7 separate regions of the Homo sapiens genome follow, and all the other regions are linked to region 3. The links are chromatin loops, found by intact Hi-C in ENCODE. Cell type or tissue: PC-3. All regions are shown on one strand. Links, peaks and the distances in the headings refer to the core of each region. The heading gives the core; the rest is flanking DNA.

Region 1 (4,415 bases), core at 239-4,238, 76 kb after region 3:
GGTGCTGGTCTTGGGAGAGATAGATTGATTGAATCATCCTTTCCTCTGTTCCATTCCCTCCAGCTCCTTTCTATTATATATTTTCTCTTTTTCTCATTATACTTTGACCTTTCTCATTTTTGTGTTGTCTTTCTCAAATCCTCTTCTTCCCATTTACCTCTCTGTGGTCCACATCTCACTCATTTCCAATCCACAGTTTTTACTTCTCTACTCTCCTTTTTTTTTTTGGGAGGCAGGGGGTGGTATCTGTTTGATTTTGAGAAGATTAATAGTTTTGCTAAAAATATTTCAAAAGCATTTTAAAGGCTGCCCAGCCCTGGGGGGTGATCTTTCTCTGGGCTAATTAAGAGTGGAAGTGAAGAAAGGGAGAAGAAAAACGACAGATGGCGGGAAGAGTGGGAGGGGAGGAGTGGCAAAAACCACTTTCCCCAAACACCTCCCTTTTCTTTCTCATAAGATCCTCACCTCTCTCTCTTTTTCTCTGGCTTTTTTTCTGATGGAGGAGGGATAGACCTCATTGGGAACAGAATGTGAAGACCAACAGAGGTTGCATTAAGCAATCTTCCCTGGGAGAACCAGGCTGAGCCAGAAAAAGGAAATTCTTCTAGACTTCACTTGGAGTGGCCAAAGGCTAATGATAACTTTCCCTTCCAATTGACTGAACCCATATTTTATGTGCAGTGCTAGGCTAAGGGTTCATATGCATTTTTGTTGTTTGATCCTCACAGAAAGCCCAGGATAGCGGAATCAGTATTTATATTTTGCATAAAAGGAAAGAGGCTCAGAGAGATGGAGCAACTTGCTGGGGAGTCCTAATCTAGTTAGGATTCCAAACCCAGGTCTGTCAGGCTAGGAAACCCATGCTCTTCTATTGTGCTAGCCTAACAGGACCCTCAAGGACCACCTGTTGAGACCTTTCTTTTGTCCCCATGACCTCCTCTGCTCAGAGGTGCTCCCTGTTCCTAGTCAGCAGGTGCATTTCACAGACAGCAACAGTAGTTCTGCTCCCTACCTGCCAGCTTCTTTATATAGATTTTACATGTGGGGGCTCTTTTAATCCAGGTGGCCCACAGGCAGTACATCTTCCATAGAGGAGAAACTGAAGAACAGGGAGGTTAAATGCCTGTATGGTGGGTCACCAGCTGGTCTATAGGAGCACTAGGATCAGCAAAGGAACTGTGTGGTCTAGATGAGAGGTTTTCCTTTTGAGAGGCATGCCTATATATATGTTTTTTTTTTGAGACAGGGTCTCGCTGTGTTATCCAGGCTGGAGTGCAGTGGCATGATCATGGCTCACTGCAGCCTTGACCTCCTGGGCTCAAGTGATCCTCCCACCTCAGCCTCCCGAGTTGCTGGGACTACAAGCACTGCCACCATGCTCAGCTAAGAGGCATGCCACTACTTCCCTTCCCACTCCTTGCCACCTGCACCTTCTGACTCACTCTAGTTGAAAGCCCTGGGGGAAGGAACAAACTCTGCAGCCTGACTGCTGTGTTTAATCCCAGCTCTCCTCTACTAGCTGGCAAGTCACTTAACCTCTCTGTGCTTCAGCTTTCTTATCTGTAAAGTGGGAATGAGAACTATACTTCCCACATCATGTAAAGCCCTGGTATTCTGGCCTTGTAAAATAGGAACTAGTGGTCCCAAAACAGCAGTGTGCTGGTAAAAGTTTAGCAACCAGCCCTTGCAGTCAGGACCCTGACTTGTAGCATCTATTCCCTTGAGTGTTAATATTGTCACCTTGGCTTATTTTATCCTGTCAATGTCTCTGAATGCTGAGCTGGGAAAAGATGCTAACAATTAGCCTTCCAGAGCCTAAGGGCTCCACCTACCGTCAAAGGCATCTTTAGTCGATGGCATGTGAGGAGTCAAGCTTCCTGACCTACTAGCCAGTCTCCAACTTAATATGGCTCAGACTTACATCGCTTTTCTTGAGTGACTGGTTCCTACTGGGGACACATTCTTTGTCACCACTAAAGGATTCTTCTTCACCCAAACTTTCCCTTTTACTTCGCCACCACATTCTGCTGTTTTCTGTTCCTTTGCCACTCCCTTCCTGACCACTACTTCCCTTCCCACTCCTTGCCACCTGCACCTTCTGACTCACTCTAGTTGAAAGCCCTGGGGGAAGGAACAAACTCTGCAGCCTGACTGCTGTGTTTAATCCCAGCTCTCCTCTACTAGCTGGCAAGTCACTTAACCTCTCTGTGCTTCAGCTTTCTTATCTGTAAAGTGGGAATGAGAATTATACTTCCCACATCATGTAAAGCCCTGGTATTCTGGCCTTGTAAATGTCAGCTCCTAGTAGCATTCTTTACTCCTGGGCATCCTTGGCTGTCTAAGCATCCCCAATTACTCCTTCCCTGTGCCTGTCCCAATGGTGCCATAAGAACGCCAGGACCCCTGGCCCCCACAACTGCCCCATTGTCCTATTTGGCTCCCCCTGAGTAGCCATGAGGTCACTCCCAGTCTCCCCACTGTCCACCACTGTCCACCTTTCCCCAATGTCCACAGCCACCCACACTCCCATATGCCTCAGCCCACTCCTCTTAGTAGATGTGACAGGCTTTTTGCCTTCATGAAAACAAGAGCGTGAAGGACACAGGCCTTCTCGGGGCGAGGCCGAGAGCTGCTTCACCACATTGTTACTCTTGCACCCCACTGTTTCAGGTCAGGTTACTTTATCCTGCTCCTTTCCATGTGGCCCAAGGTGATCACCTTGGTTTATGCAAGGTGTAATGATAGGAGATTTTCTTTTCTTCTTTTTAAAAGAACTTAAAAAAAACCTTATTACAGCTTATAAAATATATTTGGGCACCCCTCCCCAAAGGCTTAAAACTTTCACATATCCTTGGCTAAATTGTGAACGTGGACTATGTGGGATTGGCCAGGGGCAGGCTGGAATTTGCTGAAGGAACTACCTGTCATACCAGTTCCCTTTTAGCTTATCTAATCACTCCATTTCATCCAGACTGAGATAGATGGCTCACATTTTTGTTGTTATTGTTTTCTGTAATCCTTGGGTAAATTTTTTTTCCCCCACTAGGAAGAGAATTGAGTTTGGTCGGCCCTTTCCCAGGACTGAACATGAAGAGTTATGCCGGCTTCCTCACCGTGAATAAGACTTACAACAGCAACCTCTTCTTCTGGTTCTTCCCAGCTCAGGTAGGTGCCCAACAGAAAGAACACCAGTGTTCAAGACCTGGCTTGCCGTTTGAGGGTAGAAATGTTAGCCTACCGAGCTACAGGTCTTTAAAAAAAAATCTCATAGATTTTTTCTAAAAATAAGATTTTTGTTTTTCTAAAAATAAGCAAACCTGCATGGTGTTCCTATTTATGGGCAGGAAACAAATGTTTTCTGCGGGAGTGGGAAGTGTCCAACTTCTAAATTTCTTGCAGCCTTATTTGGAGTGTTAATACTACCACCTTCTTCCTGCCACAGTCTTCTTCCTATCATTTTGTTGTATTTTTGTTCTAAAAATACTTAGGGCAGGGATGGGTCAGGGGAGCCCAAGGAGGATAGGAAGTAAGGAGATTCCTGAAGTGAACAGGTAATGCGTGGCTAAGTATGTTTATATCTAGTCAGCCATGGCCTTGTATAGCTGCGCTGTCTGTGGACTCCTTCATGCACTCAGTACCCACTTATTGAGCATATTCTGTTCTGTGGGGGCCACAGAGGAGACAGAACTGAACTCAGACTCTATGGATCTTTAGAAGATTGGGAGGATTGCCGATCTAGGAAGGCTTCTGGCAGGAAAGGCCATCACTTTCCCAAATCTCTATAGACAGAGGTGGGTATGTTTTTCTACTTCACCAATCCTATGTAGTTCACCTCTAGATTATGCCATTCTTCTGTATGAACAAGACATTTTTAGCTTAGAGGTGCTGTTGCGGGTATTGCTGGAAGCGCTGAGAAGCAAATCTTATTCCACTGCAGAGTAATTTTCTGTTTTCATCCTCCAAATTGGATTTGTTTTACAGGCTAGAGAAAGCAAAGAAAAAGCTATCCCTATGGAGGGTGTTATTTATATTTTCATGTGATTTGCATATAGCTGGGTTGCATCTGTAGTAACTGAGTAAATTGCTTGGTCCAGGGTGGTTTTCAAGTTACGTTGTTTCTCCTGGTACTATTGAGTTATATTTTCTTGACTTTTCTTTCCTGCTCTCTCAACTACATGGCCTCTGACATAGTTCACCCCAAAGCAGCCTGTGGTGGGATGTGGTCAGGTTGGGGCATGTAAGAAATGGTGAAAAATTCCAGATCCTTTGTCGTTGGGCTCACAGTAGCCGTCAGCCTGTCGTCTTTTCTGGAAGGCTTTCTTGGCCCCTAGAGAGGGCTTCTTATTTCTTCGTCAGTGTTGTGTTGAGTGAGGCAAGTGAGATGCCTAGAGCTTGCAATGCAAGGAGACACTCAC
Region 2 (4,415 bases), core at 256-4,255, 260 kb after region 3:
AGAATTAAAAACCCAGCTAGTATTTTCTAGGTACTTTGAATTGAGTGTCCCTTGAGGCATCAAATATTCTCAGAGGGCAAATGATAAGCCACACCACACCATTGCAGGATATGGGGAAGCGGATTGCAAGTCACAGAGAAGGTTAATAACAGTGTCAGATCAGTACCGTGGTTATTGATTGAAGCAACTCAATGTAGGCCAAAAGGAGTGAGCTGTGGTGTTGACTGGCAGGTTCTGGTCCTGCTTCCCTACTGTGCACCATTGACTCTGTGCTCGAGTTGCCTTCTTAGTAAAATTACAGGACTGGGCCAGATGTGGCTCCTGCACTATGGATGTTCTCAGATGCAAAAGAAGCTCTCTTCCTCAAGCCCCCTACCTGTAGATGAATGACCTTGGAATCCTGGCATTGTAAGTTTAGCTTCAGCCATCCCATCAGTTGTTATTCTGGTGCATTTAGGTTGGATTTTTAGGTGTTGGGGGAAATAGTATGAATCTCATCACCATCGTTTTCATTTATTTATATCTTATTTAGTACTACTATGTGCCAGGCACTGTTCCAAGTACTTTTCCAATATTAATTAATTTAATCTGTACAATGATGGGTACTGTTATCACACCCATTTTAGAGGGGGGACAACTGAGGTTCAAGGAGGTTAAATAACTCGCTCAAGATCAGCTGTCTAGGGAGGGGCAAAACAGGATTCAGTTTCAGGCAGGCTGGGTCTTGAATTTGTGATCATCACCCTGTACTGTCTCTGGACAGAATAATTGAATAATAATAAGACAAAGATGAAGTATGCAGTAATGACCCATTAAAATAAGATTTTTTAAAAAAAATTAAATGTGATAAGACAAGGACAGATGTGGCACATGCCTTTGGGCTAAGTCCTTTAGAAGGGAAACAAAGAATGAATCATGTACTATGGGAGAAAGAGAAGACAATGCCTACGCCCTTATGGGCCTACCAGGCTTTCTACCTGTGAGCTCATTTGCTCCTTACAAGACCCCAGGAGGTAGGTGTCATTATCATCACCATTTTACAGAGGAGGCTGAAAGACTTGTTTAAGATCACACAACTAGTAAGTGGAGGAAGCCAGGTCCCTGACTAAAGTGCCCAGAGGCTCCCTTAAGGGTGGGCTGGGGAATCCACATCAGAAGGCTCTGCCAGTCCGGGTCCTAGTGGGCAGATGCCTTGCAGTAAATGGGTCTCTGTGCTGCAGGAATCTGAAAGACCAGCTTACCTGCGGCAACACATTTCAATCACATGGAGCAGGTCTACTTAGGGGAAAGATGCACAATGCATAGGAGATGCCTGTCAACACTGAGAAGAGCTGAAGTGCTGAGGACTGAACCACACCCTCACTGGATGGAAATGCATCTACAAGCTGTGCACTCATGTTTGACCCTGGTCAAACCTTGGCACTATGAACATCTGCAGGGGATGATTCTTTGTTATTAGAGGTTGTCCTATGCATTGTAAGATGTTGAGTGACATCCCTGGCCTCTACCCACTAGGTGCTAGTATCTATGTAGTATCTATGTTCACCCCATCCCCCAAGCTGTGACAAACACAAATCTCTCCAGACAAGGCCAAATGTTCCTTGGGAGGCAAACTCCCCTCCTCCCCTCCCGGCCCCCGGTTGAGAACCACTACTTTGATCTTATACTCTGGGCTTATGAACGGTGAAAGCTTCCAGAAACTACCCTGTTCTGATGTCGAGGAGTTCAATATTCCCTAAAACTCCTCCCAACTCTCAGAAACTAAGAGAGAGAGAGAAAAAAATGATGGGTTAGCTTCTGCAGTGCAGATACTTTGCCATTCAGTTAAGTGTGTATATTTGAGGGGGTGTATGGATATGGAGAACAGGGATTGGAAAGCCTACTCACCACACTTCTTCACAATACCTCTATTTCATTCTATCTGTATGCTTATTATTTCAGCTCTTCTCATGTGCGATCAAATTCTTATTTTGCAGCATATTGCCCTCTAGCGGTCACTTCTCTTTGTAGCACACGGAAGAGAGGCACCAATACAAATCGCTTTTTAAGAATGAAACCCAGGAGGGAACTGGCTGGGGGAAGTGGACGTGGTTCCACGAGCCGGGTAACTTCTGGCTTCGCGGATTGTGAGCAGCCGGTTTCTCCTCCGAGCCGCGCCTTTTTCCTTCCCAAGCCCCACCCTTCCTCCTGCGAGCCCTCTCCTCCACGTTCCAGCACCCAGTGGCACTTTGCTTCTCCCGCCGGGATACCGGACCTCTTCTTTGCAGAGAGAATTCAAAGCTACTTCCATGTTAAACAGAAAGAGCATCCTGTGGGTAGAAATATCCGACGAGGAGCGTTTTCCGAATGCCCGGAAGGGAGTTGCTACGTGAAAAATAGACATGATGCGCTGAAAAAAATATAGATGATTTGTTGTTGCTCTTGGTTCTCAGCCGGACCTCAAAAACAACCCCAGGATTTTTTTCCTCCAAAGTGGAGCCAGCTACTTTGCAAGTGCTCCCCTTCTTTCTCCTTGCCCATCCCCAGACCATTTAGTTAACCTCAGTGGGACAGGAACCGTCCTACAAATGCATGTGTTTGTCGTCTTAAGAGCTTTGGTAAGCCTACTTAAATTTCAGACAGCTAGAGACTGTCACAGTGGCTTTCTTCTGTCGATAGGTGACATTGTGTAATTAATAACCCTATAAAGCCTTTGAGGATAGCTTTTTCTTTTAAAAATGGAAGCCCAGAGAATTAAGACAAAGAAAGCTACTCTGTGGAGTTAAACGTCATCTTCAAGGAGGAAATTTTTAAAAGTACCTCTACATCTACACGTGGGCTTCAATTATATGTCTCCAAGGTACAGCACCCAGACGTCAAACCACTCAAGCCTGGATGGTGAATTTATGATAGAGGTTGACTTCTTTGTAGAATAAGTTTTCTGTTTCCACAAAATAAAATTGTATTTAGGGGTATAAGCGCCAGAATTTCTTTTAGCAATTAATCAAAATGAATGACCAAAAAGTTTAATTCTAGACTAGAGCTATTAAATTACTTCCGAGCTATGAATGCAGTTTTGATTTTAGGCCATATCAATCCAGGAAAACACAGAACAATGAGCCTGGAGGGTCAGATACTGTGAAGAGCAAATTTGCAGAAGGCTTTTGGGTCGGCAACAGTTGGGTTTCCTTAAGATTTATAGGCTTCATAGGATAGACACACACTTCTTTATTTCTGCTCTGTATGAACACTCAGCAGATGAAGTTCCACTAACCGCTTTCCCCTGCCCCCACATTTAAAAAGCTTTCTCCTTCTCTTTTCTTTTCTATCTCTGTGAATGGCTTAAACAGCAGCCTGTGTTTTAGAACCATAAAGCGTGCATAAACGTTTCATAAAAAGAAATAGAAAAAATGGAAATCTCCAGTGTGAATATGTGTTTATAAGATTATTTAACCCCTTTTACTTTATCACCTTACTTGCTCTGACCCTGAGACCCTAGAATGACGTGGGCCTGAACCCGAATCCTCGGGTGATCAATACTACCTAAAAACAAAGGTGATGTCTATGGAGGGGCGCAAAACAAGGTTTCCCATAGGAGGACTTGCCAGTCTGATCAGTATAACTAGTGAACCCAGATAGTGTGGGTCCAGGAAGTTGGTATGACGCCAAGCTCCCCACCCTCAGAGGGCTCTGGTGTTCCCCGCTGAGGACTCGCATCCCGTTTATAGCTCTGTAGATGTAAGCAGCCAAGATGATTTGGGGGAATTTCTGTGTGACAAAGGAGACAAGAGGCTGTGGAAACCTTCCGTAACAAGTGGTTGAATTGTTTAAGGGATTTTCAAAACCCTCTAACTGGAGAAGCAGGATGAAGGCGAAAGAATACATGACTGATCATTGCTGGCTAACGTAATCAGGTGATTTGTGTTAACAATATGCCACAAAATCCCAGGAACAAAGTCTAGGTCCTGTCTTTAGCCATGTCGTGTCCACGGCAATGTGGACCTTTTATCTGATTATTGGATGGTCCACTGAAGCCATCTTTAGGAATTTAGAACCTTCATAAGAGAAGACGAGATTCAGTCTATGTGGAAGGGTGTTTTTTTTTTTTTAAAGAGGCGCTTGTAATGGTGGTGACTTTCCTTCCTTAACATTAAATGAATTACTAACTCTACATATAATCTTGTGCATTTCTGTCCTTCTTCCCTTCCTTCTTCCCTTCCTTCTTCCTCCCCTCCCTCTCCTTTTGCAGGAAAACTATATTTCAGGACTATGCCCAGCAATGATGGCTTCAAGATCACAATAAATTGTTTAGCTTTTTAGGGGATGAGAGGCAAAATGTTTAAGCACTGGAAAAAGGCACAGGCAGGGGAGATCCTGATTTTGTGAAGCCCAAAGCTCATATGATTTCTTTTAAAAAGAATATACAATTACAAATA
Region 3 (4,415 bases), core at 299-4,298:
TCCTTCTTAGATTCAGGAGCCTGAAGGCTGGCTGCTCCTTGCAAAAATGTTTAGTATCAGTAAGTTATCAGGACATGCTGGAAATAAAATGCTAACATCCCTCTTTGGTAGGCTCAGGGACCTGTTTGTGGACCTTCTAAAGTATTTCTCCAAATGAAACAATGAAAAAGTTATCATCTATTTTATTCATTTATGTGTTGCCTTAATTCTAGGTAATACCTATTTGCCAGTGGAAAGAATATTGGTGCTACAGAAATCTTAATTGTTTGGAAAGTAGAATTTTAAAAGACATTTCTGCCTTTTTTCTTCAAATATTAAAAGACTTATGGGATAAACGGAGTCTTGTGGATAATGTGGGCTTCTTAAGAATAAAAATTATCATTTTGTTTTAACTTAGCTTTCACCTGGCATTCAAAGCCTTCCAAACTTACCTTTCCAATCTAATCTCTGTTCCCCCCTTTCACAAAGGCAACCCTCTTTCATGGTGGCCTATGCCCTTGGGGCTAGCAGCACTGGATTCTGCCATTCCTTCCTGCTTCCCATCCTACATACCAAAAGGGTTCAACCAGAATGCACCTTCTCTGGAAAGTTTTCCCTGATTCCCAAGGCAGAAAATAACTCTTCTTCTGTTGGATTTCTCTAGTCCATCTACTGTACCTCTCAATGGGCAGATCTCATGCTCTGTCTTATTTTAATGGTACTTTTGGTATATATTTCATTACCTTAGTCCATTAATAGCGGGCTTGGCCTGGTGGCTCATGCCTATAATCCCAGTGACTCAGTAAGTTGAGGTGGGAGGATCCCTTGAGGCCAGGAGTTTGAGACCATCCTGAGCAACATGAGGCCTCATCTCTAAAAACATAAAAAATAAATTAGCCAGGCGTTGTAGTTAACCTGTAGTCCTAGCTACTTGGGAGGCTGAGGGGGGAGAATTGCTTGAGTCCAGAAGTTCAAGGATGCAGTGAGCTCTGTTGATGCCACTGCACCCCAGCCTGGGAGACAGAGTGAGGCCCTGTCTCAGGGAAAAAAAAAAAAGCATGGTGGGGGCAGGATCCTTGTTTGCCCAGCCCCTGTATTGTCTACCATACTTTGCATACAATAGGTGCTCAGTGGATGTTGTTCAATTGTTTACTCATTGAGTAAATGAGCAAATTAAGGACATCTGTAAATGGTTCTCTTGTATGCCAGTTCCTTTCCACGTTAGTAGCTGTGACCACTGAGCTACAAGACAATGAGTAACAACACATCTGCAGCAAAAGAAAGAACTTGACGGTCATGTAAGGATACTACCTTTGCTGTGATCAAAAAAGACTGAAACGGTGAAACATAAGAATAAAATCTTGATGGAGTAAATATTTGCAATCCCCACCCCACCCTCCTTCACCGGCTGTTACAATTCACATGATTTATTGTTTGCAGGGTAGCTCTTATGGTGGTGTAATTTGTTTATTTTGTTTCACCATTCTTTTGAAGTTTAAAAGCAGACAAGAAAGCACTGCAGGGTGAACGTGGCTGTCATAGCAGGAGCTGTGCTCCCTCACTGCAGGCATTCTGGAGTGTTTTTTAGTGAAGGTCATTCCCTTTCCCTGTGCTAAACACAGAATGAAATACTGTATTCCTTACTTTCAAGATTAATCCAGTGGTGGGCATTCACAGGAGAATAGCAGGGCTATTCGTCAACTAGCTTTAAATATTTTATGGCAAGTACTCTACCGTACCCTGAAAGTGGTCCTTTTGCCATCAATTTCTCAACATCAAAATGCTCTTTTGCTGTAGTGAGAAATATTTCGCTCTGTAGTTTAAGCCTTATTTCAAATACAAAGACACCTAGTCCTGAGAAAGAGAACGCATTGGCTCTTCTGAGGCAGGCGTCACTAGGGGCAGGAGCTGAGAAACCCGCTGTTTCCTCAGGAGGTGCACAGACGGCCCAGGATGGGTTAATGAGCAGGCAGCTCAGACGCCGCAGGTAGCGGCCCTGCCTCTGAACAAAGAGGAGTCCACACCTGGGGTGCAGACAAAGGGAGGCCGCCTCTGCTACCCAATTCCCAGTTCACATCGCCTGCTGCTGGGGACCCCTAGTGGCGGCACACGACGCAGGCACAGGTATTCCTGCATCGTCTTTCTCACTGAGCTGCAGGGGGGCTTGGGGGTATTGCCTGGAGTATCCTATTTGGCCACTTAGCTTGGGCGGATCAGATCGGCACATGCAGGCACTTAAGGCATGCCATCCGCTGCAGTCTCTTTGACTGGAAAGACAGAGAGGGAGAAGGGGAGTGTAGGGGGTGGGGGGCCGAGAGAGAGAGAGTTTTTCTTTCTGTTTGAAGAGAAAAACAGGATAGCATTCAGAAACTCATTGAATATGTTTTCTTCTGCATGTTGCACCTTCTGGCTTTGTTCCCTGACACTTCAGGTTACAAACATCTTTTCTGTCTTCAATGTCCTAAGAGAAATCTAGGATAAACTAAAGTGAAGCCAGCTGTAAGCCTGCTCTGGGCAAAAGCAGGGAGTGAGTTTGTTTTTCGTGTCTTCTGCGGGGGTTCCTATGGCTTTATGCTCTTTTTCTATGAAAATTTGCTTTCATAACGATATCCAATATATTCATTCTCTACTACCTGTTCATTTATTCAAGCATTCATTAATTCACTCAGTCATGTTGACTAAACACTCATTATGTGCCAGGGAGTATACGAGGCCTGGGGAATAAAGATATGAGGGAAACTGGCTGGGCGCGGTGGCTCACACCTGTAATCCCAGCCCTTTGGGAGGCTGAGGTTGGGCAGATCATTTGAGGTCAGGAGTTCGAGACCAGCCTGGCCAACATGGTGAAACCCCGTCTCTACTAAAAATATAAAAATTAGCCAGGCGTGATGGTGTGCGCCTGTAATGTCAGCTACTCGGGAGGCTGAGACAGGAGAATTGCTTGAACCCAGGAGGCAGAGGTTGCAGTGAGCTGAGATTGTGCCACTGTACTCCAGCTTGGGCGACAGAGCAAGAGATTCTGTCTCAAAAAAAAAAAAAAAAAAGGTATGAGGAAAACTATATCCTTGCTGTGGGGGATCCTACAAAACAACCTTGACTCCTTCCTGTGACATTTACATTTCAACTGGGACAAATTTTTAAAATAGCTATAGAAATGATTTCTGTTTGGGAATTATAGCTATTATCCATGCCGGTGACGACTTTCTTTTCAGCAGTTTTGTTGTTGTTGTTGTTTTTAACAAAACGTCCAAAATCAAGCCTCAAAGACTATTTCTAGACAGCTGGCATTTTCTTATCCACAGTTTTAGCTTGTCAGCCCAGGGAACCGAGCAGATCCTGTACTCTGAATGTCCTCTGCCTTCACTCCCCAAGAAAATCTGAATCAATATTTTCATTTCTTTCCCTGTAGCAGCTATACGTTCAATAACAAAACAGAAATCCTCTTTTTTTTAAAAAAAAAATAAAAAAAGGAGAGTAAATGGGCATTGAAGGAAAGCTAACAGACACAATATCTGAGCCAATCTTCTGATACAGAAAACATATTTTGGCCTTTTACAAATATTCCAGATTGTCTGTAAAACAAAGCATGAGAAAATGATTCTAGGAAAGTTTAATATGTATTTATGGAGTCAAAAAGACCTGGGCTTCACTCCTAGCTTGTCATTTATTAGCTGTGTGACCCTGAGCAAATTATTTAATCTTATATTCTTGGTCTCTAAAATGGGTTAATAATCCCTATTTACAGACTTTGTGATGATGGAATGAAGTGATAGATGTAATATAGTGTCTAAAGCATAAAAGTCCAGTTAGGAACTCTAGGTGGCCTCTGTTCCTTAGAGCAAAGTATAGCGTGCTCACATCTGCTTTTCTGGAGTAATCTGTGAGAATTAAAGTCTGATGCAAAAGTAATTTTCATCTCTCCCTACCACCCCCCTGTTACATCACCTCTATGCGAGTATATTAAGACATAGGAGCCAGGCCTGGGCTTTGAAGATAAATCTGAGTTCAAATCCTAATTTAGCTACAGATACTTTGGTGATCTTGGACAAATAACCTTTCACATTCACAGTCTCCTCATCAGGTAAAATGGAGATAATAATATACCTCATATTTATGTAAATGAATGTATGCCCAACAATAATGTTATTAGCACTCAATTATATTCTGCACGGCAGGTAGTTTTTAACTGTGTATTAATTCCTGGGGAGAGAGTGGATGTTGACAATACATCAGGATCTTTTTTTATTTTTTATTTTTATTTTTTGAGAGGGAGTCTTGCTCTTGTTGCCCAGGCTGGAGTGCAATGGTGCAATCTCGGCTCATTGCAACCTCTGCCTCCCTGGTTCAAGCGATTCTCCTGCCTCAGCCTCCCGAGTAGCTGGGATTACAGGTGGGATTACACCACAACACCCAGCTAATTTTTGTATTTTTAGTAG
Region 4 (4,415 bases), core at 190-4,189, 160 kb before region 3:
ACTTCTTTCTTTGCTCTCTCTCTCCCTTGCCACCTTGTGAAGAAGGTGCCTGCTTCCCCTCCGCCTTCCACCATGATTGTAAGTTTCCTGAGGCCTCCCCAGCCATGCAGATCTGTGAGTCAATTACACCTCTTTCCTTTATAAATTACCCAGTCTCAGGCATTCTTTATAGCAGTGTGGAAATGGACTGATACAGTCCACTATAAACAATGCCACACTGATACAGGTGCAGTATAGATTCAGGGAAGTTGAACTGCTGGGTGAAGGGTCTCTGTATTTTTTATTTTAAAAGGTCATTTTATTTTAAAATGGCCTTCAAAATAAGTTAGGTCAATTGAAATTCTCAGCAACGGGTACAAGAATGCCCATTTCCCCACACCCTCTCTCACCAACACTGGGCTGTTATCAATATGCTCTTAATTTTTGATGCCTTAAGACTCAGTTAGAAAACTCACAGATGAGACTAAGTATGCATTTGCAGGGAAGCAAATGGAGACACAGAACGCTCCTGGAAGTGAACCTGTGGAAACATATGGCCATGGAGTGCAGGGAACATACGCGAATCCACACGTTTGGATGGCTGCAGCTGGAAGGCTGTATTCTTCCAGGCATTTTTAGCTCCAGAAATATGTTGATTTGATGGAATCACCTGAGGAGCAAGTGTAAAGGAATTTGGAGACTGATTAATGAAGAAAAATTAAAGAACACATGTGCTCCACTTGGCAAAGTGACAACTGAAGAGGAAATACCTGCAAACATCTGGGAGAGCCAGATTCCTTCACTCGGCTCAGTGGAGGATGACTCGACTCACAGAAAAACACAGGTAGAGGCTTTGGAAAATGAAAGGAGCCAAAGTTTCACCGATGTAGAGAATGAGCTATCAAGGAAGTTGAAGATGACCTATTTTTAAAGAACATTTCAAATAAAGCTGTGTATATGGCATCATTTAAGAAACAGAGGGGAAGGACTGGGTTTCTCCCTCTGCCATCCCCTCTCCCAGAAAAGCCAGATCTGTGCTGTCACTTTTGATTTACTGATGCATACATTTGTAAATGGGCTGCAGTAGGCTTCTTCCAGGGAAGTTGGGTGAAAACAGGTTTTTCAGTCAAGCATGGAACAGCCTCACGATGAGATGACAGTTCAGAATTTGTTGGGTGATTAGCTTAATGGGCCCAGAATGGGTTGGGATCCAAATGAAAGCAAACAACAACAGCAGGAGTGGGATGTTGTGTCTGTGCACATGCTACAATATGTCTTTGATACATACATTATGCCCACGCTTGGGTCCTCAGCAGCACGTCCTCATGGACAGAGTGTACAGCCTGTAGCTATGATCTTGTCAGGCCAGCACGGCCAAATGGTGCCAGGCCTGAGCTGCGAGACTACCTGGAGGTCATCCTGACTGCTGCAAAACACCCAGATCTGAAGGCTGTTAGAGACCTTGCTTGCTAATGCTGGTTCCCTGCACTCCCCTGAGAAATTAGACATCCATGTATTCTCTTTGGAAACTCTGCTTGGGTAAGGGATGAAGGCCTGCTGTCAGTCTGACTATGAAACTCATAGCACGGATTTTTCTAACTGCTTGAGTCCCACTTGCAGAGAATAGTTAGTAAGACAAATTCCAGGAATTACTGCTGGACCCTGAGGCTGGGCCCCAAAGACAAGGGAAGTAAGTGACTTTCTGAAGATGATGAAGCCATGGAGGGCCTTGGGCTGGAGCCTGTGGTCACTAGAGGGCACCGGGGCCACATGGAGCTTCTGTCTTGAGCTACTTATTCTGTACACAGAGGCATGATGAGATTCTCCCATTCAACAGGTACTTATTGGATAAATGCAACGAGCCAGTCCTCGGGCACAATACGGTGAACAGGTAGAGAGGCCTTACGAAACTCTGCACGATCTGGCCCCCGGTCAGCATCCCCTGGTCATCGCATTTGTCTCTCCTCTTGCCCTTTAGCCCTCATCCACTCTGGCTTTTCTTTTGCTCCTCGAACACACCAAGACCATACCAGTCTTAGGGATGTCATGCAGTCTCTTCCCTCTCGCGTGCACACTGCTGGCTTCCTTATCATGGGATCTCAGCGTAAATGCTCTGGCTCCTCAGAGACATCTTCCTGGACCCACCAACCTACAGCATTTCCCCAGATACTCTCTTCAATTCTCTGTAGAGCCTTTTCACCATCCGAAACGTTTTGCTGTGTGGTTATATATTTCTTTGTTTACGTTTTGTCTTCCCATGCTAGACAGATAGCACTGTGAGAGTAGGAACCTATTTATCTTGTCCTCCAATGTGTGGGTCAGCCTTAGCCTGTTGGGTACTTTTTGTGAATTAGAAAAAGCTGTCTTTTTCAGGCAGGTGTACAGCTTGGCAATTAGACAGCACCTGTGTGTAGAGAAGATGTTTCCTCTGAGGGACAGAGCCCCAAGCCAGAGCATGTGGCCTGGAGAGGGGAGCCCAGGCTGTGTTCAGCCCCCACTTGCCCTCTCAGCTAGGCACAAATGGCACAACTGAAGTGGCCATGACTGCTGTATCCCAGGACACAGCAGGTGCTCAAAGTGTTGGACAAGTAAAAGACAGAAACCCAAAACTTGCATTCTTCTGAGGGTCCCAAACAAATAACAAGGCAACTGTAACATAGCAAGAGGATGCATACAAGGAGCATTGATGGTGGTAGGACTCCTCAGCCTTTGGAAGGCTGCATGGGGCAGGGGCAGTCAGGCTCTTCCCACACCTTGACGGATCACCTCTGCCTTGAGTAGCCCTGTCCAGGGTCCTTCAAGAGCAGTCTCAGAGGAGTGAAACCTAAGAGCAAGGCCTAAAGTCCCCAAAGACAAAGAGAAGAGTAAGTTCTGTTACCACAGCACGTGGAGCCCAGTCAAGCAGATAGGCTATTGCCTGGACATCTACTGCAGAAGCCCACAGTAAGGAGTGTCTATGTGGATGGATAGGCTCTTGGAGGATACACAAGCTGAGGTGTGGCCTGCAGGAACCAGAGGCAAGACAGGACATGGCACTGAGAGCCAGAAGTGTCTCAGCTTGCTGGCTGAAACAGGCTCTGTTGTGTCTGGATGGGTGGCCAGAGGGTGTTTTGGAGGGGTGAGGGATTATATTAAAGAAGTAAGTAGGGGCCAGATAATTAAGCGTTTTACAACCATGCTAAGGACTTACCTCTTCTAAAGGGCAGGGAAAATGCAAGCGGGGATAATACAGAGTCCAGACTGTATTTGAGAAGGATCATTGCAGTTGAGAGTGAAAGTGGACTGGAGGATGAGAAGATGGGAGAAAGAGAAGAGAAGAGGCAGTGAGACCAATCAAGGGACTGTCCAGTAACCGAGGAAGGTGACATTAATGATCTGAACTTGAATGGTGGCAGTGGAGACGGAGAAAATGGGATGGACTTGAAGGACACGGAGAAGACAGAATCTACAGGCCTTGATGACAAGCTGGACATGGACAGGGAAGGAAAGGAGGGAACATGACTTCTGGCTTGGGCAGAGGAAGATGAATGGTTTTTGGCTTAAGCATCTGGATGGGTAGTGATGCCATTCACAGAAAGGGGCAGACCAGGGGAGAAGCAGGCCTGGCAGACAGCAAGGCTCTCAGCTTTTGCTGCTGGAAAGCGATGGCTGAGGAATGGCCAAGTGAACATCTCTAAGAGACCTGCAGTTCAGAAAAGAGGCCTGGACTGGAGATCCAGGAATGGAAACCCCAGCATACATATGGCAGCTGTAGCCACTAAAGTAGATGACATGACACAGGGGGAACATGAGAGTGGGGGAGGGAAGGCTTTGACAGAGCCCCTGAGGAGCACCAGCACTGAAGGGATGAGAAGAAGAGGGAAAGAGGCAGAGACCAGAGCGATAGGAGAGAAACCCCAAGATGGGGCGACATGAAAGGCAAAGCACAAGACATTTAAAAAGGGGGAAGTGGTTAACAGAGGCAGCAGCTGCTCCAGTGAGATACACATGGAGAGAGCTGTTGCTGCAGCAACATGGGGGTTTCTCATGACCTTGCAATGGGGTATGGGTGGAAGCCACAGGCAAGTGATGTGAAGGTCAAGTAGAAATTGAGAAAATAGAGCTTGTAAGAGGGAGGTTTGATGGAGAAATGAAAGCAAATGGTGGCAATACAGGGAGACAAGGGGTTGAGGGAAAGAAAAGACACAGGAGCTTCAATTTGGTTATCATCGTCATTACCTTTGCCAAACCACTGGCCATGTCCCTGATCTCCCTCTCTCCCGAGGCACTCTCCCTACTTGCTGGTACAAAATGCAGATTTATCACAGCCAGCTGGAGATGCTTTCCTGGTGGACAATTTCCTCTTTTATTATTCACACACTTCCTCCCCTGCTTTCTTTGGAGACAACCTCACCACCACTACTTCTATTCAACCTAGAGGCCTGTCTCTCCTCCCC
Region 5 (4,415 bases), core at 248-4,247, 220 kb before region 3:
TCAATGTCACTTTGAGCTTTGAGTCTTGGTATTTCCTCTGTACGGAGAAGAGAATGAGACCCAGTCGGTGGCTCCTCATTGGCCATATATATCAGAATTGCACCTGCAGAACTGTTTCCTGATGACACAGGCCCTAGGCTTGTGTTGAAGTCTAAATTTAGGTTTGTGTACTTGGTGTGTAGTTGATGTTAAATAGTGATACACAGGTGTTTGGAGATAGAGAAATGTTTATTTGATCTGATTAAAGTAAGAAGGTGGGGAAGGCAAGATTTTAAAAATTTGTTTTAATAAAAAGTAGAAATGGGGAATTTTTAATGTGGCTAGGGAGTAAGGGAGGAGAGTTTAGGGATTTGAGGAGGAAAGTCTGTGTTTTTAAAGTTTTAGATAATATTTTAAATAACTAGAGCATTATATGTAACAGTCATTCTTTAAAAACTTCTCAAATTTATAAATCAAAAGTTCAACTTTTACTATGTCTCACTACTTTCAACTTTTTCTCCCCTTACAAAGGTCTAAAATAATAACACTCTCCTTCAACTTTTTCATCAACTCCTATAACTTTTTCCCTCCAGTTTCTTCAAAAACAAAAATACAAAAAAAGACAAACTCCCCTAATTAGAAAAACAAATCAAAAAAGTCAAGTATAATCTCACATCCCATACTCAACAAAATACCCAATTTAGGTGAGGGGCTAAGACTCCTCAAACAAGAGTCTCTATTTCAACGCTTACCAATTAAAAAACTAAGTGCCAATAGATGACCCACAGACATAATGCAAATATACTCTCCATTTCTCACCTCAAACCTATTTAATTAAAAAAAAACCTTTAATCAAGAGAACCCTAAATACTTATCCAAATTATTGTCTTTTATCTTTTTAACATATCATCCCACCTAGACTAATAAACAAACATTAATATTTTACTCACAGCCAAAAACCACCATATAATTACTAAAAAGACAAAAACAGCTCAATTTCACCTTAAAAATGAAAGTAATCACCCTAAATCTACCAACACTGTTCCTACGATTAAGCCCAACTAAAATATAAACAAGACACTACCCTGTTTTAAACATTATAAAAATTTTCTTCCAGAATAAATTATTTAAAAGTCCCATGATTAAAAAGCCTCGATGAAATTAAAAACATTCAACAACCCCAGAGGGATCCCTAAAATTAAAACTCATATAGACTCAGCCTGTTGTCCCCCCACCGCCTAGTGAGAGCCACTGGGAAGAGCTCTGAGGTCGTGCTCAGGGCAGGCGCTTGGTGGGTCAGGTCCAGAAGAATGCCTCCTCATCATAGCCTGCCCAGTCCCCATAGGTGTACAGCAGTCCCAGGTGACAGCATCATTTACCTCCTGCAGTCAAAGGTGATAAAAGTGGTGGGACAATTCCTCTCAAACACCACTCTGGAGATGTCAAAATATAAACATCTTGAAAAGCTGGGCTCTTCATCAAACTGTGGCCCACCAATGTTTGGGGATCCCCAAGATCCCTTTAGAGAGTCCATGATGTCAAAACTGATTTTATTACAGTAATTGCCTTCTGTGATTGACATTGCAACTAACCTTTAAGAAACTACCACTTGTTGAATTGTGGTCTAGTATATATTTTAAAGCCCACATTTACCTGAAAAGGCTATAAGAACACTCCTCTTTTTTCCAACTACACATCTGTGTGAGGCCAGACTTCTTCCTATACTTCAAATAAAACAATATATCCCAGGTTGAATACAGGAGCAGATGTGAGAAGCCAGCTGTCTTCTTTTAAGCCAGACACTAAAGAGATTTACAAAAATGTAAAAACAATGCCAATATTCTCATCACTTTTTTATTTGGAAAACAGTGTTATTTTTCACAAAAATATGTTATTCATACTAACACATAATAGGTTTATTACTATTATGTTGAAAGAATTAATAAATATTTTAGATTTTTCTATTTTACTTTCTAATACCATAAATATCAAGATTTAACCCACATTAACAGAAGCTCTTTGGGGTCCTCAGTAACTTTAAAGAGTATAGAGGGGTCCTGAGGCCGAGAAGTTTGAGCACTTTTGGACTAGAATTAGATTCCTGGGATGATTTTTACAAGTCCTAGGCCCGCAGAGCTGCCCACGTGCTTATGCAGAGAAGGAGCACAGGCTACAGAACAGACACCCCAAGCCACTGTGTAGCCTGATCTGTGCTATAAAACTTGAGGAAAGTGGGATGACTCAATGGATTCATTGCTGAAAAATTTGTTCTTGCACATTTTCACATCCGTTAGGTTTGGTCCTTTGTGTCATCAGCATGTAACTCTCCTTTCAGCCACAAGATGGCACTATTTGCATAGAAAATACTTTCTCGGGAGCCGTGTCTCTAAATTAGCTGTTTCCTAGAGAGATTTTGGATGGGGACAAGGAGGGTTTGGCGTTTGGCCCATCATATCCCTCCATACGCTGAATGTATTAGGATGACTTTCCTCTTCCGTTCCTCTTTGAAAACACCGATATTGAGGAACTGGTAAAAAGAGATTCTTTCTAATATCCACCCAAAGAAACCACTAGCTGACCCCTGAGAGAGGGACTAACTTTTCCTTGCCCCTTCATTAAATTCTTTAATCCCACTTCAGTTAATTGTTTCCCATCATTTATATTTCAGGCAATAATCTCGGGAAAGGAGTCATGGAAAGGGAGCAAAGCCAAACCCTGAACCAGCACAGGTAACTGTAGCCACCAGAGTTAACTGTGTGAAGAATGTTTCCCCAGAGGACTTCTCACGTGTTGTGTAAAAGTAGAGAAAGAAGGCTAGGGTCTAATTTACAACATAAAAGAGCCTCAGGAATATAAGAGGCATGGGAAGAAGTGAGACAGGTGTCCTTGAAAGAAAATGCTCCAAAATGTCTGATCACCTTTACTCTCGTCTCCCCTTCCATCTAACCCAGGTTCTCAAGCCCTGCACTTGACAATCACCTGAGGAGCCAAAAAAGACCGACAGGTGCCTTTCACCAGTGAAGACTTTGATTCCATAGGCAGGTGGGGTCAAACATGGGCATTTTTAATATATATTTTTTAATTTAATTTATTTTTTTTTTTTGATACTGAGTCTCACTCCGCCGTCCAGGCTGGAGTGCAGTGGTGTGATCTGGGCTCACTACAACCTCCGCCTTCTGAGTTCGGGTGATTCTCCTGTCTCAGCCTCCAGAGTAGCTGGGATTACAGGCATGTGCCACAGTGCCTGGCTAATTTTTTTGTATTTTTAGTAGAGATGGGGTTTCACCATGTTGGCCAGGCTGGTCTTGAACTCCTGACCTCAAGTGATCCGCCAGCCTCTGCCACCCAAAGTGCTGGGATTACAGGCATGAGCCACCAAGCCCGGCCATGGGCATTTTTTTAAAAGCTCCCAGAGTGAGTCCAACCTTCAGTCAGTTTGAGAACCACCAAGCCAACCAAATCAGCAATTGCTCAGACTGAGTGATAAATCCCAAATCATTAGGGAATTCTGGTTTAAAACAATGCTTGGCAAAACCCAGTCTCATGAGCGGATGTAATCTAAGTTAAATCCATTCTCACTGCATCCTATCCCACCCCATTTTATGACTGCGTGCAAGGGCAGCAAGTCGGCTGGTCAGCATCATCAGGGTACCTGTCACCTACTATAATAGCTAAGTTATGCTCATCTTCATTTACCCTTGAATCCTGAGAAAAGACTGGGTATGTCAGTTACATGTTATTTCCAAAGAACCTCCTGCAGAGAAAATCTATAGGTTCTTTAGACCCTGTAATGCAAGTGATCTTTTCCAGCTCCATAATGCTTTCTGCATTAACAATTCAGGTTCTTTCTTTGGCAAATGAATGCACGCCTCTGCTTGGTGAAGGACAATGGGTAACACTATGTTTGAATCTACTGTCCTGAATGAAGTCACCAAGCCTCTCCACCCCCTAGGACCAAGACCCCCTCCACAGTGGCACAGTTGTGGATCCCATCCAAAAAAAAGGCCTCAACAATCTTAACTCTAAGATAGCTGCTGAAAAGCATCCTTTTCTATCCAAGCCTCCTTGGTGTCACTGAAATACTTTCTAAGCTATTGAGCCGGGTGCCTCAGTTTCCTGTCCTGCAAAACAGAAGGGTTGCATGAGATGGTCTCCACGATTCCCCTGCTTCTCCAGACTCCTGCTGCTCCTGATGCTACAAGGAGTTGGTGGCCAGATCTTAGCCCAGTGAAGGAAGGAGCACGTGCTGAGAGACGGTGCGGGAGATGCTGAGGCACCCTCTTGGTGAATTTGAGATACGCTGTTCCTTAGGGTGAATGTGGGGCAATGTGTTACATTTTAAAAGTCACCCATCCATTTTTCATTCAATCAGTGCTTGCTTCACCGAGTGAGGTGGAGGGCGTTAGAATTAGGAAGTAGGCTGAGGAGTAGCCTCT
Region 6 (4,415 bases), core at 260-4,259, 96 kb before region 3:
GACCCTCACTAAGACTCCATGAGTAGGTATCATAACAATTCCCACTTCACAAATGAGTAAACTGAGGCACAGAGACCAATCTGGATAGAGTGACCACATTTGTAAGTGGCAGAACAATTCAAACCCAAGAAATCTGGCTGAGTCTAGAATGTAGTCACTTCCCCCTCATGCCCCCAGAGTTCAGTTTGCCTCCATCTCCCATCTCCACTTTCTCTGTGTTAGTGCCATCCTCTTTCAGATCCCCACTTCCTGGGGGCAAGGTGGCTCAGATGGCTTGAGCCTCAAAACCTGAAAAGTTCAGTGAAGAAGACCAAGCGTATTTTTGCCAGGAGACTCAGCAAAAGTCTCTCTGCCCTCTTGGTGCCTTGAATCAAACAAGGGAGAATATAAGGTTCTGATTGGCCAGACCTAAGCTGCATACCCGTATAAAGTAGAGCATAGAGGGGACTCCACCAGAAACAAATGGACTAAAAATACAGGAGAAGAAAAGGGTCCCCATCCCCAGGGGAAGGGAGATAGTTATTAGAGATGGTAAATGAATACTAGGTGAATGCTGCACTGTCAAATTTAACCACAACTAAAACACTTCTTTTTCAATGATCAAACAGAAGCTCTTGGTCTTCAGGTAGCATAGGTATCCTATAAGACCCATGGCAACTTTCACGTTTATATAAATGAATGTGAATAAAGGAGAAAGGTATATGAAAAAATAAACCAAGACAGGCTTGTGATATATTTATAATCGCAGACTATCTCCACCAAGCCCACTCATATGGGCTTTATGGTCTCTCTAAAGGAATTGTGGAATCACAGCATCTCCACTTTAGGGTGGATCTGGGAACTCATCCATCCCAAGATGCCACATGGAGCAGTGCTGTCAAGAACAATGACCCCACTTTACAAAGCAAGTCTTATTTTTCCCCTTACCCTCTGTTTTAATATAAGGTGTGGCTGGTAGAGAAATGGTGAAATGAGAGGAAGAAAGGGTAAGGCTGCAGAAGACGCTGGCTTCGCCCCTGCCCCACGGAAACCTCAGAGGTAAACACAGCCTTGTCCCTTCATCTCCCTCCCCACCCCATCCCCACATGCAGACCCCACCTTTCCCTGCACCCCTCCCACCTATGCAACTTGTCCTGACTTTTACACTGGAGCCCTACCCTATTTCTTATGATAAGATACCCCAAAAAGATTCCTCCTCTGAAATAAAGATGAGGCCTGCCACAGTCATTTAGGTACTCCAAGGTTCACTGGTATCCTCTAAGTAGTCTTTACCTTTTCCCAAGGGAATCTGAGTAAGGGGAAAAAAAAAAAAGATGAGAGAGAATGGAATCATGGGGGGCGGGGGGGAATGGTGTTTATCTAAGGAGGAGCAAACTATAAAAGGGTGGGTATGAGGCACATCCTCGAAAAGAGGCTCCTACATGTTTGTGGGCATGCAGGAGGAGCTCTAGTGACCTCCTGGCTTGGGAAGGCAGAGAAATGGACTTAATGCCTGTACTTGGCGGCCAGGAAATAGTTCATTATGTTTCTGGTGGTACCTTTATGAGTTGGATCACTGCCATTAGATGATACAATTAGTTGGATTTGTAAGTTTTTGAAGGACCCAAACACTGGGAATAGTCATCAATATGGTGCTAGAGGGCTCTGACCTCAGCCCTGTCTGGTTCCAAAATTCTGTCAATAACTCCGATGAGGATATTTATGGCATATTTGTCCAATTGAGAGTTGAGGTGATGCTAGGGAGAAGAGCAATATTGTTGGATGACATAATCAGGATCATCCAAGATATGCACCAGATCCCTGATGAGACACAATGGTGATGAATGTGAAGCCTGTATTCAGGTTAAAATAAACACACCTAAGTACATGTTGGTGAAGACATACCCTAGCAACCACATATGTGAAAAGGGAATTTTGATTGACTCTGCGTGTGGTATGAGTCAGCACTGCATTGTGGTTGCGAAAAAGCAAATGTGGTCTAACGCTGCATTCATGGAAACAGAATATTTAGACTGTGGCTTATGCTAGGCTTGCCGTATTTTATGTGAAGCAGACCACACCAAAAATTTTGTGCTTAGTTCCTGACCTGACTCTAAGAGAAACACAGGCAAACACTAGGAGAGAAGGGACTGGCAGCTCCTTTGTGGTCATGGAGATGTTTTGTCTGGAAAATAGAAGGCTTCCATGAAACGTGAGAACTGTCTTTAATGAGTGATGCATTCTCCTATGGAAAAAGAGTTCCATTTGCTCTGTGTATCACCTATGACTGGACCTGGACCAATAGTGGGAATTACGGTGAGCCAGATTTCAATGCCACAGAAGACTTTCCAAAGGAACAAGGTGTCAGGATGTTGTAGAGGGAAATGTAAAGATGAGTTGTTGGATCAGATCAGTGGTTCTCAAACTGTGTTCCCCAGAGATTCCTCAAGGAGAGGAGTGCAAAGAACAGAAGCGGCTCACACACCCCACAGCAAGTAGAGCAGCTCCCCCAGTCTGCTTGCACAGTGGCCATCTGCTGCAAAGGAAAAGTTTGATTAAACAACTGGGCTAGATCAAAGTTCCCCATTCAACCCTGAAGTTCCAGGATTTAGTGATTTTTGAGATGACGTCTCTGAAGAGGCTGCCTGGAGAAGGGAGGATGCATGTGAGCTCTGCAGCCAGAATCACGAGGTTCAGATCCTTGTGCATTCATCTGTTATTGCTACAGAACAAATTAACACAAACTTAGCAGCTTAAAACGACACCCACTCACTAGCTCACAGTTGCTGTGGGTCAGAAGTCCAGGTGTGGCTTGGCTGGGTCCTCTGCTCCAGGTTTCCCAGGTTGAAATCATGGAGTCAGCTAGACCGTGTTCCTTTCTTGAGCTCAGGATTCTCCTCTCAACTCATGTGGTTGTTAGCAGAATTCACTTCGCTGAGACTGATGACTGAGGTCCCCATTTCCTTGCTAGTTGTTGGCCAGGGACCACTCTGAGCAACCTTAAGCCTATTCTCAGGTTCTGGCCACGTGGCCCCTTCCCATAGGCTGTTCACAACAGGCTGTTTGGTTCTTCAGGGTCAGCAGAAGAATCTGGAGCTTCAATTATCTTTCTTTAGGGAAAACCTGGAGCCTCTTTTAAAGAGCTTGCCTAGGCCAAATGTGGTGGCTCATGCCTGTAATCCCAGCACTTTGGGAGGTCGAGGCAGGCAGATCACCTGAGGTTAGGAGTTTGAGACCAGCCTGGCCAACGTGGTGAAACCCCATCTCTACTAAAAAACAAAAATTATCCAAGCATGGTGGTGCACACCTGTAATCCCAGCTACTTGGGAGGCTGAGGCAGGAGAATCGCTTGAACCCAGAAGGTGGAGGTTGTAGTGAGGGGAGATCGCACCACTGCACTTCAGCCTGGGACAGAGCCAGACTCCGTCTCAAAAAATAAAAATAAAATAAGTAAAAATACAAAAATTAGCTAGGCGTGGTGACGCATGTCTGTAGTCCCAGCTACAGACAGGGAGGGAGGCTGAGACAGGAGAATCGCTTGAACCTGGGAGGCAGAGGTTGCAGTGAGCCACTCCAGAGTGAGACTGTGTCTCAAAAAAAAAAAAAAAAAAAAAAAAAAAAAAGAGCTTGGCTGGGAACGGTGGCTCCTGCCTGTAATCCCAACATTTTGGGAGGCAGAGGCAGGCGGATCACGAGGTCAGGAGTTCAAGACCAGCTTGGCTAACATAGGGAAACCCCATCTCTACTAAAAATACAAAAATTAGGCAGGCATGGTGGTGCATGCCTTTAGTCTCAGCTACTCGGGAGGCTGAGGCTGGAGAATTGCTTGAACTCGGGAGGTGGAGGTTGTGGTGAGCCAAGATTGTGCCACTGCAGTCCAGCCTGGGCAACAGAGCAAGACTCCATCTCAATAAAAATGACAATAAAAATAAAAATATAAATATAAAGAGCTTGCATATTTAGGTCAGGCCCATCCCGGACGTCTCCCTTTTGATTAACCCAAAATCAACTGATTAGGGACCTTACTTATTATCTGCAAATATCTCTTTATCCTTGCTGTATAATGTAACCTAATAAAGAGAGTGAAATCCCATCATTTTTACTAGTCCTGTCCACATGGAAGGGGAGAGGATTCTACAGATCGTGTATACCAACCGAGGGGAAACTTGGGGGCAGACCATCTTAGAATTCTGCGAATCAAACCTAGCTTTTCCGCTCAGTGCTTCTGGCCTTGGGTGAGCTGCTCAGCTACGTCCTCTGTCTAGTGGGGAAAATGATTTCTCAAGGGGTTGCTAAGGCAGCTAAACAAGTTAATACACAAAGCACTCAGAACAGTCACCTGCCACCAGGTAAGCACGTAAGGAAAGCTCTAAGGTACTGTTATGCAGGAATACACGGTATTCCCAGGACTGACTGACTCCAGTGGAGGTCAGACA
Region 7 (4,415 bases), core at 262-4,261, 120 kb before region 3:
GCAGTAGAGATTAAAAGGTTCTGTGAGAGGATTCAGAACAAAGAGTGAGGCATAAAGAAGGATCAGTTCTGGAGACAAAAGTGGGGACTGCCAGGAAAGACTCCAAGAGAACACGTGGCCCTTGAACCTCTTAAGATGGATCACATTTGCCAGGTTGTCGGTGACAGGAAGGACAATGGAACGGTGTAAGTGAAAGCCAGGAGGCAGGGAGTCCCATCAACAGGTGACAAAGGCAGGGGCAGGGAGAATATGATGGAGGGACTGGATACAAGAGATGCTAACAAGGCTGAATCTACAATGAATCTACAAGGCTCGGAGACTTATTAAGTGTGCAGTAGGAAGGGAAAACATCTGTACTGAGGACAGACAGAAAAGCAGGTTATGGGGCTTTTTAAATTGCACATTAATGACTTGTTTTGTTGTTTAAGAATTCTTTCAATAGTTTTCTTTTTAATAAACAAGTAATTATTTGGAGAATTTAGTCAATGTCATAAACTGAATGCTTGCATCCCCCTAAAATTCTTATGTTGAAATCCTAACCTCCAATGTGATGGTGTCAGAAGGAGGGGCTTTTGGGAGATGATTAGGTCATGAGGGTGGAGCCCCCAGAAATGGGATTAGTGCCATCTAGAAGAGACTCTGGAGAACCACCTTCCTCCTCCCACCATGTGAGGACACAGTGAGGACACAGGCCCTGTTTATGAATCAGGAAATGGGTTTTCACCAGACACCAAACCTGTAAGAAACAAATTTCTGTTGTTTATAAGCCACCCACTCTGTGATGTTTTTGTTATAGCAGCCCAAATGAACTAAGACAGTCATCTAATTTTTAAAATACCATTTTAGAATTTTATATCACCTTTCAAAACAAATATGTATTAAATACAGAAAATTTGGGAACTACCGTTGGGCACTAAGAATAAAACAACAATCACTCATAATCCCATTTACTGAACTAAGCATCCCGTTTCAATCTTTATATTTTCCATTGTTTATATTTGTATACATTTTAATTGCAAATACAGGATCATATGGTACCCACTGTTTTGCAGCTTGATTTTTAAAAATTAAACATGAATGTGATTATATTCATTCAATATTCTTCTACATGTTCAATTTTAATGGCTTCAAGTATTCCACTCTATGGATGTATCATAATTTATTTTTATCTCCTCCCTTATGTGAATGTATAAGTTGTTTCCAGTTTTTTTTCTATTACTGAACATTCCTGTTGATACATCTTTGTCCACATACTTGATTTTAGTGTTCATTTTAATGTATTTTATCCGTGTAACCATGTTGAAGTAAGGGAAAGTAAGTTAAATGTAGTTTATTGTACTCTTCACAAGAATTAATCCAGCCACAGCTTCTTGGTCCCCCCACCTAGGAAATGCCATGTGCCTGCCCCATGAGAGACAGAACAAGGTGGGAGAGGCCCATTTGAGGCAGGGAGTCCTGCCTGGCCAGTGCTTCCAGGGTACAGGCACTTGGGCCCCTTCAGCAGCATTCCCCAGACCCTAGACAACCTGGATCCATGTAACAGCCACAGCAGGGCCCATGAGCCCGCGAGGTCTCCACCCTCACCTGCAGGAGATGAGGCAGCAACCAGCCTGCGTGGCAAAGTGGCCCAGCACCTCCCTTGGAGCCCTACTCAGAAAATGGGAGGAGAAGCACATTTGGTGGCAAGGCCAGAACCTATTCCCATCAGCTCCTTGATCTTCGTGAATCAACAGAAGAAAACACAAACTCCCGAAGTTACGCAACTGGATTTGATTATGCATCATTTATTTCCTTGGGTTAGGCATTCCACTTCTCAGACTGCCACATGCCACTAGCTCATGCTAAGCCAGAAAGGACAATGACAATGGGAAAGAAAAGGAGAAGCAAAATTAGAAAACTCCTTCATCTGAGGTGGCATGCTCCCACCACCGGGGGCCACTGTGAATATATTAATAGGAACAGGTGGTAGGAGGAGAGGAGCCAAATGCTTTGTCCTCTATGAGTGGAGAAGGGAAGGGTGGGGGAAGAGTTAGGATGGTATCTGAAAGGGTCTACACTTTCTCAGAAATACAAGAGCAGAATTAATCAACCCAAATAAGGAGAGCACTGCTACTCTCAGGCTGCTCATCTGGAAGACTGGACTCAAATTCTACAACCCAAAGAGCGGTGACTTTCCAAACACTTTTTGAACCGTAGGCCAAAGTCCTTTATTTCTAAAAACAAAAACAAAAACAAAAAAAAAGCTTTTGGCTGCTTCTTGAAATTTATTCTTGTAAAAGACTATGACCTATTTATTCTGTCCTTGCTATAATAGTGGATACCCTCTAGACAAGGTCTATGCTTTCCATTCATTCACTTGTTGGGTCATTCATTCATCATCCATTCATCACATACTAATAAACTATTCTTGGTGGGTAATCTACTCTGTGCAAGATGTTGCATTGCCAGGTTTGTGCACATAGTAGTGAGCAAAACAGACATGTTCCTATCCTCACACCCTTCTGGTCTTGGAGAGGAACACAATTAACAAAGAAGCCAAAAAATTATTGAGTATAAAGTGCAATGGAGGAACTAAATAAGGTGTTTTCATAGAGGCTAATGAGACAGATCTGCTTAGCACGGTTATAAGAGGCATCTCTGAGGAAGGGCAGAACAGGGCTATTATCCACCCAACTACTGAATTTTCCTCCTGGGCACACAGGAAGACTACATGCCCAGCCCTTCACATCCAGGTGAGGCCATATGGAATGTGGCCCAGGTGATGTTCATTCCAGGCCCAGCCCACACAATCCTCCACGCATTCCTTGCTCCTCAGCAGGTGACTGCAGAGATCCTGCTAAGGATTCCGAGAAGGCACCGGGGGAAAGAGAGGTCACAAGCTGGAATGGTTGGTGGCTGTGTGGAACAAAGCAGAATCCCAATTCCTATCCCAACACACACACACACACACACCCCAACCACCTTGCACTGTGACGTGAGGGACACGTGCTTTATTGTTTTAAACCACTAGGATATTGGGTTGTAAGTGATAGCACTTAGACTCTTCTGACTAACAGAGGAGGAAGGGTTAAGCTAAGGCCTAAAAGATGGGAAGAAGCCGGTTCTTGGAAGATCTGGAATAAGGGTATTCAAGGCAGAGGAAACAGCATGAGCCAAGGGCCCACGGCAGGAAGTCTGAGGAATGGAAAGACAGCTGGAGGAGTGGGAGCTGAGAGAGTGCAGCGTAACATAAGGTAAGGCTGGAAAGACAGGAAGGAGAGAAAAAGCAGGAGCTTGTAGACAACAATTAGAGTTTGGATTTATTCTACATTCTCCATACTTTTCCAACTCCTTTGACACAGTTATTTGTATGCCGAGATACCCAGTAGACACTATTAGCTGATTTATTTAAAATGACCAAAAATCCAGAAAGATGCAGTGCTAAATGCATTAGTTTTCTACTGCTGCTTTAATAGATTAGCACAAACTCAGTGGCTTAAAAAAACAAGAATTTAATATCTTGAATTATGGAAGTCAAAAATTCAAAATAGGTCTCATTAGGCTCAAATCAAGGTGTTTTCTGGGCTGGGTTCTTTCTGAGCAACATCACCTGGGCCACATTCCACATGGCCCCAATTGGATGTGAAGGGCTGGGCATGCAGACTTCCTGTGTGCCCAGGAGGCAAATTCAACAGCTGGGTGGAGACGCTAAGGAAGAATCTATTTTGTCCACCTTCCTTGACTCCTGGTCCCTTCCTCTCTTTTTCAAAACCCAGCAGCAGAGCATCCTTCAATGACTCTCTGACTCTCACACTCTACTTTGCCTTAAATGGGCTCTTGTGATTACACTTGGCCCACTCGGATAATCCAGGGTAATTTGCCCATCTCAATCAAGGTCACCTGGTTAGCAATCTTACTTCATCTGAAATCTTAATTCCCACTTGACATGTAACAACATATTCACAGGGTCCAGACATTAGAACAGAGACATGTTTGCAGGGACCATTATTCGGTTCACCACAGTAGGAATACCATTACTTGTAAATTGATGTTGACTAATCATACTCACCAACCTTGTAACTCATAGACTCCTTTTATTCTTTCCCTTCAAACTGGATGATTTGAAAGATCTGATCTCCAAAACAAACTGAACTTATTATGTAGTTACTGATAGATAATTATTCCATTAGCTTTTTTATTAGGCTTTTAAAAATGTATAAAAGAGGCTGCAGACCCCTCAAAACATCTGAAGTGATTGTAAGTTGGGAACCATTAGATTTACAGACAACTGAGCTTCTCAAATCTCAGTTCCCTTGGTCTGGTTAAATGATTTAGCTGAAGGCGAATCAGCGAACACTGATAGGATATATCCAGGCACATCTCTTTCCTGCTGTCCCCAAAATGAGAGATTACGGATGTCCTCTTGAAAATGTCAC

What was found. Peaks named below come from ENCODE experiments on the same cell type or tissue, not always from the same donor. Only the 100,000 strongest peaks of a DNase experiment are listed, where the experiment ranks them.
Region 1: a loop joins it to region 3, with 8 times the contacts of the local background. A loop is called at or near these places in 13 of 110 quality-filtered maps.
Region 2: it touches region 3 in a loop (7-fold over the local background); 37 of 110 quality-filtered maps call a loop at or near these places.
Region 4: it touches region 3 in a loop (12-fold over the local background); 57 of 110 quality-filtered maps call a loop at or near these places.
Region 5: it touches region 3 in a loop (10-fold over the local background); 95 of 110 quality-filtered maps call a loop at or near these places.
Region 6: it touches region 3 in a loop (8-fold over the local background); 10 of 110 quality-filtered maps call a loop at or near these places.
Region 7: a loop joins it to region 3, with 8 times the contacts of the local background. A loop is called at or near these places in 7 of 110 quality-filtered maps.

The regions. Positions count from the first base shown.
Region 1 is chr7:29,111,454-29,115,868 of GRCh38, reverse strand. CPVL (carboxypeptidase vitellogenic like) reads left to right here. Exons shown (of 13, transcript NM_031311.5): 3 at 3,047-3,165. Among named protein-coding and RNA genes, the nearest start is that of CPVL, 33 kb to the left of the region's middle. In PC-3, for the core only: a CTCF peak has its summit at 1,818 (motif pointing left); a DNase peak (open chromatin) is centred at 1,948; H3K4me3 peaks cover 470 bases; H3K27ac peaks cover 1,782 bases.
Region 2 is chr7:28,924,781-28,929,195 of GRCh38, reverse strand. No RefSeq gene overlaps it. Among named protein-coding and RNA genes, the nearest start is that of TRIL, 31 kb to the left of the region's middle. In PC-3, for the core only: a CTCF peak has its summit at 1,986 (motif pointing left); a DNase peak (open chromatin) is centred at 2,035; H3K4me3 peaks cover 1,344 bases.
Region 3 is chr7:29,187,557-29,191,971 of GRCh38, reverse strand. It overlaps a transcript of CPVL not described here and a transcript of CHN2 not described here. Among named protein-coding and RNA genes, the nearest start is that of CHN2, 5.0 kb to the left of the region's middle. RefSeq lists an enhancer at 2,006-2,155. In PC-3, for the core only: CTCF peaks have their summits at 1,886, 2,091 (motif pointing left) and 3,802; no DNase peak of the experiment used is centred there; H3K4me3 peaks cover 947 bases; H3K27ac peaks cover 551 bases.
Region 4 is chr7:29,343,123-29,347,537 of GRCh38, reverse strand. The region is part of intron 1 of CHN2 (chimerin 2); the gene reads right to left. Among named protein-coding and RNA genes, the nearest start is that of CHN2-AS1, 140 kb to the right of the region's middle. In PC-3, for the core only: a CTCF peak has its summit at 1,721 (motif pointing right); a DNase peak (open chromatin) is centred at 1,747.
Region 5 is chr7:29,406,857-29,411,271 of GRCh38, reverse strand. All of the region lies in intron 6 of CHN2 (chimerin 2), which reads right to left. Among named protein-coding and RNA genes, the nearest start is that of PRR15-DT, 150 kb to the left of the region's middle. In PC-3, for the core only: a CTCF peak has its summit at 2,314 (motif pointing right); a DNase peak (open chromatin) is centred at 2,281.
Region 6 is chr7:29,283,110-29,287,524 of GRCh38, reverse strand. The region is part of intron 1 of CHN2 (chimerin 2); the gene reads right to left. Among named protein-coding and RNA genes, the nearest start is that of CHN2-AS1, 76 kb to the right of the region's middle. In PC-3, for the core only: no CTCF peak of the experiment used is centred there; a DNase peak (open chromatin) is centred at 1,904; H3K4me3 peaks cover 247 bases; H3K27ac peaks cover 2,940 bases.
Region 7 is chr7:29,307,000-29,311,414 of GRCh38, reverse strand. All of the region lies in intron 1 of CHN2 (chimerin 2), which reads right to left. Among named protein-coding and RNA genes, the nearest start is that of CHN2-AS1, 100 kb to the right of the region's middle. RefSeq lists an enhancer at 1,015-1,583. In PC-3, for the core only: a CTCF peak has its summit at 1,939 (motif pointing right); no DNase peak of the experiment used is centred there.